Regions from separate parts of the Homo sapiens genome. Here region 2 is linked to region 1. Evidence: chromatin contacts called from ENCODE Hi-C or POLR2A ChIA-PET data. All regions are on one chromosome and are shown on one strand. The core of a region is the stretch at or near the end of the contact, and the rest is flanking DNA. Distances in the headings are between cores, read along the strand shown. Region 1 overlaps THADA (THADA armadillo repeat containing). Region 2 overlaps THADA (THADA armadillo repeat containing).

The links. A loop is a pair of places that touch in the nucleus more often than their neighbours do. ChIA-PET counts read pairs that join two places held with the same protein, here RNA polymerase II (POLR2A). Pooled maps may share reads with other maps.
Region 2: a pooled map shows a loop between it and region 1 (4-fold over the local background). The contact joins two enhancer-like sites. A Hi-C loop is called at or near these places in 1 of 168 maps with a recorded cell type or tissue (breast epithelium) and 6 of 50 pooled maps. POLR2A ChIA-PET finds 5 or more read pairs at or near these places in 3 of 52 experiments (GM12878, OCI-LY7 and Panc1).

The regions. Positions count from the first base shown.
Region 1 is chr2:43,480,100-43,484,452 of GRCh38, forward strand. All of the region lies in intron 26 of THADA (THADA armadillo repeat containing), which reads right to left. Among named protein-coding and RNA genes, the nearest start is that of THADA, 110 kb to the right of the region's middle. Within about 2 kb of position 3,037, at least 11 of the 41 ENCODE cell types and tissues checked have a DNase peak (open chromatin) inside an H3K27ac peak, as active enhancers do.
Region 2 is chr2:43,575,060-43,579,228 of GRCh38, forward strand. It overlaps THADA (THADA armadillo repeat containing), which reads right to left. Exons shown (of 38, transcript NM_022065.5): 9 at 3,454-3,548; 10 at 1,963-2,183. Among named protein-coding and RNA genes, the nearest start is that of THADA, 19 kb to the right of the region's middle. Within about 2 kb of position 2,076, at least 2 of the 41 ENCODE cell types and tissues checked have a DNase peak (open chromatin) inside an H3K27ac peak, as active enhancers do.

The DNA of each region.
Region 1 (4,353 bases), core at 1,787-4,286:
ATGTGCTCTGCAGATGGAGCTCGCTTTGTGTTCTAGTTCTGCCACTTTCTGGCTGTATGGCCACAGGCAAGTAGCTAAACCTCATGAGCCTTAGGTCCCTCTTCTGTGAAATGAGGATGATACTGCCTACCTCGCAGAGCTGTGATCTCGGCTAAGTTAGACATGTATAAAGGGTCTGGCATGGCCCACGCACTAAAGAAATGTTACCTTCCTTCACAACTTCTCCTGTCCTTCTACACAACTGAACAGAGACTCCAGCACCACAGATAACTGCCATATTCTTCATCAGACTTGGAGTCCCCTAGGGCAGAGAGTATTTCTGATTTATCTTTGGATCCCAGTAACTAGCAGAGGGCCTGGCCCAGAGTAAAAACATAATAAATGCTTGTTCAGTGGAGAAAATTAGAACTGTTTGGGTTTGAGGATGTTAATATTACCCTGGCCGCTCACGCCTATAATCCCAGCACTTTGGGAGGCTGAGGCAGGCGATCACAAGGTCAGGAGTTCAAGACTAATCTGGCCAATGTAGTGAAACCCCATTTCTACTAAAAAAAAAAAATTTCAAAAAATTAGCCAGGTGTGGTAGTGTGCACCTGTAATCCCAGCTACTCGGGAGGCTGAGGCAGGAGAATTGCGTGAACCCGGGAGGCAGAGGTTGCAGTGAGTTGAGATCCTGCCATTCAACTCCAGCCCAGGCAACAGTGCGAGACTCTGTCTTGGGGGGGAAAAAAAAAAAAAAGAAAAAAAAATTACCCCGGCCACAGTCAAAAGAAAATTCTGTTTTTCAATTTGGCCAAATAGGGCTTGCTACAAGTTACTATGTAGTTCGAAGCAAATAAGCTATTCTGAATTCTAATAATTACATTCTCTAAAATATGAAAACCCAATTGCCCTGCAGCTTTCAATTTTAGTTTTGAGAATTCAATTCTTTCCCAAACAATAGCGTGGGTAACCACAGAAACTTGTGGAATCTCTTTTCCTAGAAAACATGAAGAACAGGAGAGAAGCCAGTCTGTCTGGAAATTGCTTCAAAATCTCTCTATAAGCACGATGCTGGACTGGATTAGATGCCCCTTGAAGGATCCTTCCAGACCTACACCACTAAAATGCTAAGAAAAATAACTAAAATAATTCTCTATCACTTATACCCTGGAAAATAAAATAAATACAATTTAACATCTCCCAACATAGTCACTAGAAACAATTTTACTTGGATCATCCCATGATTTTAGAAACACATTTTCTTCTTAAATTGTACTAAATTATCCTAAGCTATTAATTTGAATATGAGCTCTCTTTAATAAGACAGAATAGAGATTGTACTTAACACAGTAAACAAAACTATTATTTTGTTCCTCTTTCAATCTACCTGTTTCCATGTACCCCAAATCTACTCATTTCCCAATGCCTTGTAAAAAATACTACTTCCCCCCAACATATACTCCACTCAATTCTACCATTTATAAATTTCTAATGTGTTCATCACTCACATCACATTGTACAGGTGATTTTTATATGGTGTCTCCTATTTGTATCTGACTCACATGTAACAATTTTTGTCTTCCTAACTGAACTGTAAACTCCTTGAGTAAGATCCAAGTTTTATATTCTTCATGTACTCCCCTATTATGTTAATACTGAGTTCATGATAAGTGCTTTCAAATTCTCATTGGCTCACTGATTTAAGGTGGAGAGTGTGCAAAAGCTAGACAATGCTATACATTAAGAACCTGCATGAAGCTTTGGCAAAGCACACTCCAAGAAGTCAAAAATAAACCTTTTCTGATTGCTACATATTGACATGTATCATTTAGCTGGGACTCACAGCTGAAAGTTAATACACACAGGGGCTAAAAGGAAAGACCTAGAGCTAAGCGCCATATTAGTTTAGCTCCTGTCCTGTAAGAAATGAGGAGCTATGAAGCTGAGCTCACTCACATGGAGATGGAGGCTATTTTAGAAAACATGCATATTGCACAGGTTGCAGAGCTTTGCTGGTTCTGATTTTACATAAAATCAGTTCTTCATTCTGTCAGGCCAAGTCAGTCACGCAGCAATAAACAGAAAGGAAAAGAGCTTTAAAAGTTAAAATGTAATAATATTACTTTAAAAGCACAAGTGAAACTTCTGTTTTCTCATTCTTTAAAACCCAAAAAACACATCTAAAATAAGACTAATGGGTGCAAAAATTCAGTCATTACAGGTACCCTCTACACACTTACAAAGGATCCTCTGCTCCTTTCTTTATATATGAAACAGGAACTTCTTGTCTGTACTATGCGACAGGGACTGTTCTACGGCACTGGGAATACATCATTTTACCAAACTTACAATTCCAGTAACATTATGTAAAGCCTTACTTTAGTATTTTAAAAAAAGAAAAGACCTCAGGAATATTCCAAACCTTATTTTACAGAGAAGAAAACCAAAGCCCAGAGAGGTTGGCTATTTTGTCTCAGTTGATTATAGTGGTTATATTGTAACAAACGCAGGAGTAGAAACCAGATTTCTTATTTCTCCTCTAGTAACAAAATTTACTTATTCATTAGGCAATTATTCCTATATGCCTTCTATATGCCAGATACTATGCTAGACTCTAGGTACCCAAGAATGGTTAAGATACTGACCTTGTCCTCAAAAAGCACGGTCTTAAGAGCAAGACAATCAGATGAGTACAATCACAGAAGTGGTAACAGAAAGAAAAACCAAACTATATCTCTAATTGCCTAGGACTTCCAATATGTTAAAGAAAATGAACTTCTAATAGTTTGTTTTATCCTCACAATAGCCCTAGGAGTAGACAGCACAGATCTTATTATTCCTGGTATATAGATGGAGAAACTGAAGTGCAAAGTGGATAAGGGGGCCTATTAAGGTCATCTCCAGTGGCAGCAAAATGCCTAGAAACCAGGTTTGTTTACTCCAAGTCAGACCTTTATTTCCCATTAGATGGAAAAAGCAGATGTTCTTTTTATGTCCAGTTCCCTCTGACCAAGAACACACATTTCCAAATTGCGAGCAGGACAATCTGTGGTTGTGAAAGGAAACAACTGACTTGTGAGGTGTGTCACCGGCTGAGGTTAGTTATCCGGTGGATAAGTAACCAACCAAGATATCATTATTACTAGCCTTCTTAAAGTGCCCATTACGTACCCAGAACAGATGAAAAAGGTCCTTCCTTCAGAAAGTTAATATTGGAAGGAACAGGCATATAAACATTTAAACAAAAAGTGACATAATTAAACAAACTAAAACTAAAAGAACCATCACAAGCAACTGCAAATTTAAGACACTAAAGGTTTTGCAAAGCAAACCTAATGGGAGCTGCCAAGAAATATATCTTCATGGGTTAAACAGGGAACAGAAGCCTTGTACACATAATGGTCCATACCGATCTTCAGATTACTAAAATTAAAAGCTCTCACATTCTTCACAGTTAAAAACTTCTCATTCCTATTTCCTTTTTTCTAGAAATCTTATATATTTTGTAATCTTTCCTATCCAAGAGGAATAAATTTATAATGGAGGTTTCCATCATTGTAACTTTGGCAAAAAATTAAAATTGTATAGTATCACTGCCCTATTCTTCCTCCCTCAGATACAACCTAAATGAGGTTTTCTCATTTTCTGATCATTTTCTCCTATACATAGTAAAATGTATATATATTTATATATATATTCAAGAATCACTTCATAAAAAACAAAAAAAAATTTTCTTCAAGTTCAGTTTTAAACATTAATTTTACTTGTTTGATGACTTAATATCATATTTCATTTATACCAGTATTTATCAAGGCCTTATAACATGACCCAACTGTTTTAAACTGTAGCACACTGGAGAATTATTAACAAAATAGACAAAGCTAAGGAGAAACAAATATTAGTGATTTCAAGTTAGTGACAGGAAGAATTTCTTTAAGAACAGGCTAAAAAATAAAAATTATAATCATCCCTCCACAAGAGTAATGTTTTATTTATTTAAAAAATACTCAGTTAAAAAAAAAATTAAAAAGCTCTCTGGTATTGCCTGAACATGCTCAAGGGATTTATACTTACAGCCAGTTACCTTCCTTTTAAATATCTGGTGAATGTTACAGGGTGACAAGAAGCAATTTAAATGATAATTCGGAAATACCATAGTAGGTTTCATTAGAATTATCACTAGTACATCACAAAATGATTTCATATTTTTTTAATTCCTAAGATTTAGTTCCATCACACAAAAATGCATTTCAATAAACATTAGCTTAAAACTTAAATATGAAGCATAATGACTTTTTTAGGGAAGAAGGGAATAGGGCTTTGAATATAACTCTAGATCCTCAAGAGAAAGACCACTGGGCCAAACTGGAT
Region 2 (4,169 bases), core at 826-3,325, 94 kb after region 1:
AAACTGATTAGTAAAAGAAATTTCATTTTATAACAATTTAGACTTTAAAAATATTAAATACACAGAATGACCACAAATTTCAATTATTAAATTTACAAGAACAAAAAACTACAAGTAAAGCCAAAACAGATCTCAAATTTGTATATGATTCTTTTTACCTTGTAAAAAATAATCCAGAAAGCAGTTCAAGATCAGCCTAGGCAATATAGTGAAACCCCATCTCTATAAAAAATTTAAAAATTTAGCTGGGTGTGGTGACACACACCTACAGTCCCAGCTACTTGGGAAGCTGAGGTGGGAGGATTGCTTGAGCTCAGGAGTGAGACTGCAATGAGCTGTGCTCATGCCACTACACTCCAGCCTGGGTGACAAAGCGAGACTTTGTCTCAAAAATAATAATAGTCCAGGAAGGGACATAGGGAAATTTGGGGGATGATGGAAATATTCACTACCTTGACTGTGATGATTACACAAGTTATTTATTTATTTATTTATTTGAGACAGGGTCTTGCTGTCACCCAGGCTGGAGTGCAGTGGTGCGATCTCGGCTCACTGCAACCCCTGCCTCCCAGGTTCAAGCGATTCTCCTGCCTCAGCCGCCTCAGTAGCTGGGATTACAGGCGCATGCCCCCATGCCTAGATAATTTTTTGTATTTTTAGTAGAGACAGGGTTTCACCATGTTGACCAGGCTGGTCTTGAACTCCTGACCTCAAGTGATCCACCTGCCTGAGATCTGCAAGCCTGGGATTACAGGCTTGAGCCACCATGCCCGGCCTACACATGTAATTTAAAAGATAAGGAAAGCCAAGTGTTGGAGATGGTTGGGGGAATGGGGCTTCTCTGTGATAAAAATATTCTAAAGTTGTTTGAATTAACTTTTAAGATGTTAAAACTTCATTTCAGAAATGTTGATAAGGATCACTTTAGATTACCTATGTTAAAGTGCTTCATAAATTCTAAAGCACTACACATGTAGAAACTTTTATAGTTTTAAAAAATGATGCTAAAAACAAATTTCAGGAAAAAAATTTTTAAAGAAAAAATATAGCAAAGAGAATATTAAAAATTAATTTTAGAAATGCTGGTGGTTGTACAACTCTGTGAATAAACTAATAAACTGAATTGTACACTTCAAATTTATGAATTGCATAATATAGCTCAAATATGTAAAAAATTATTTTAGTTTTCCTCCTTTATTCATATGTTCAGTATTATCAAGCTGTATATATGTTTCGACATTTCATATACATGATCACTTTCAGCCATTATGGCAAAAACACCACAAAAATACAAAATACAGCCCCATGAAGTCAGAAGACCTTCTAAGATTGCTGTTTCAGGTTCTTATTAGCAATATGGTCTCAGGTAAGCATTTACTTTTCTAAGCCTCCCTTTGCCCATTCAACAAATTAGATTTCTTATCCTATATAGTAGCCATTTGAGGATCACATTAGATTACCTATGTTGAAGTTCTTTATAAATTCTAAAACACTATACATATAAAAATTTTTATAGTTTTTAAAAACGATAACATTGAAAATGTTAAAAATTAATTTTAGAAATGTTCTTTACAGGCTAACCTGCAGCAATAATTTTATTTATTTATTTTTTTAAGACAGGATCTCACTCTGTCGCCCAGGCTTGAGTGCAGTGGCACAATCATATCTCACTGCATCCTCGGCCTCCTGGGCTCAAGCAATGTTCTCACCTCAGCCTCCCACGTAGCTGAGACTACAGGCGCATGCCACCACACCCAGCTAAGTTTTAAAAGTTTTGTACAGACACAGTCTCACTATGTCACCAAGGCTGGTTTTGAACTCCTGGCCTCAAGTGATCCTCTTGCCTCAGCCTACTGGGAGGGTAGCTGGGATTAGAGGCACAAGCCACTCCAGCTTTTGGACTGCATCTTCTAAATGTCTTACAAGTGAAACAAAATATGAGACGATAGCATCAAAACTCACTGTGAACTCAAGGTGAACAAAACATGTGCAGTATCCAAGAGCAGGGCCTCCCCACTCCGACCCATGCTTCCGTTCTGCCAGTCCAACATGGCAAGTGTCCCCTGACAGAGGAATAAGACAGCTGACTGAGAGATGTCACCACAACAGAGGCTCCTGCAGCTGCTCATAAACCACTCGGGGACACTGGTGCAGTCCACTGAACGAAGCAGCACACTGCTAATCTGGAAAAATATAGCAGAGCTAACACACATAAAGCTTTTAAAACTTTTCAGAGATATTTCAAAATACAAACCCAAACATCTCTTTCCCCTGAAAAATCCTAGGAAAAATGACTAAATCCAAAGATAAAATACCCACAAATGTCATGATTATTGTATTAGTATTAAAGGAAAAAAATTACATCAAGTACGAGAATGATTTTGCTGGTTGGAATGTACTGGCAGAGCACAACACATCGCCACCTGCAGGTGGATAAGCTTAACAACTGCTTTTTTTTTTTGGTATGTATTTTTTTTTTAAACAAATGCTTTTAGAGGTGATTTGAGAAATAAACATCTTCGACTTATCCAAAGATAATTACTTTGTGTGATCTCATAATATATTTTTCTAAGGTCAGGTAAAAAGATAAAATAAGTTTCCATACAATATAGCAAGCAAAAAAAGAAATCTACTAGTAAAAAATACAAGGATTGTGGCCTAAATTATCAAATTATACTTTCTGTAAGAAGCAAATTTACTGAACAATTGACTCTATCTAGCATGCTTCCTGTCTAAAGCACATGATTTGGGTTATTCTCAATAAAGAATACATTTATCAGAAAAGTTATTACTGTGTATATATCTATACATTGATATGCATAATTTTAACATTAAAAATATCTTTTAAGATACTAATGAGAGATGACACTGAACAAACAGCACTAAAAAGAAACTAAAAGAATGTACATCAAAAATGTTTATAGTGATTATCTTTGTGAGATGGACTTACAGGTGACTGTTATTGTCTTTTTGTTATTGTTGCTTTATCTGAATTTTTGGAATTGTCTCTTATTATAACAGAAAAAGGTCATCAGAAGGAACCAGACAATGCAAAAAAAAATTATTTTAATTCACTTCTTTAAAAATATTTTTAATTTTTTTTTTTTTTAAGAGACAAGGTCTCACTCTGTTGCCCAGACTGGTGCAATCTTATCTCACTGCAGCCTTAAACTCCTAGGCTCAAGCGATCCTCCTACCTCAACCTCTCAAAGAGCTGGGACTACAGCTGTGCACCACCATACCCAGCAAATTTTCTTTTTTTTTTTTTGTAGAGACAAGGTCTAGCTAAACTCCCCAGGCTAATCTCAAACTCCTGGCCTCAAGTGACCCTCCTGCCCTGGCCTCCCAAAGTGTTGGGATTATAAGTGTGAGCCACTGCACCAAGCCAAAATTATTTTTTAAACATACCCTAACTCTCAATAAAGTACAATTCTAAAAAGGAGATGCACTTACCAAATGAGGAATCTTTTCAGACGGGTGAAACATAGTCTTAATAAAAAGAATAATAGCTAATCCAGATGTGCTCTGTACAGTCTGTAACAGATCATCTATTTGGCAAAAAAGGAGAGAAGCTTGTGTTAAATAATGAATATTCTGGTAGAGTGGAAAGAGCAGATGCTGAGCAGCCAGATAGGCCTGGGTACAATTTCTAGTCTGACCACTTCCTGGGTGAATAGGTCTTACCTAAGTTATTTAACATCCCACAGACTCTCTTTTCTCTTGGGTAAAATGGGATAACTCTTAACTGAGGCAGTGTCAGGTTTAGATGAATAATGAACATAAACGCTTTTTAGAAGGAGTCTCACTCTGTTGACAGGCTGGAGTGTAGTAGCGTGACCTCAGCTCACTGCAACCTCTACTTCCTGGGTTCAGGCGATTCTCCTGCCTCAGCCTCCCAAGTAGCTGGGACTACAGGCGCGTGCCACCACACCCAGCTAATTTTTGTATCTTTAGTAGAGATGGGGTTTCACCACGTTGGCCATGATGGTCTCGATCTCTTGACCTTGTGATCCGCCTGCCTCGGCCTCCCAAAGTGTTGGGATTACAGGCATGAGCCACTGTGCCCGGCTGAATATAAAGGCTTTTAAGCCCAGCATATAGATACTCAATAAACGTGATTCCTTCCTCTCTCCTCTAACATACACTTTCTTCCTCGCCAACTATTGCTT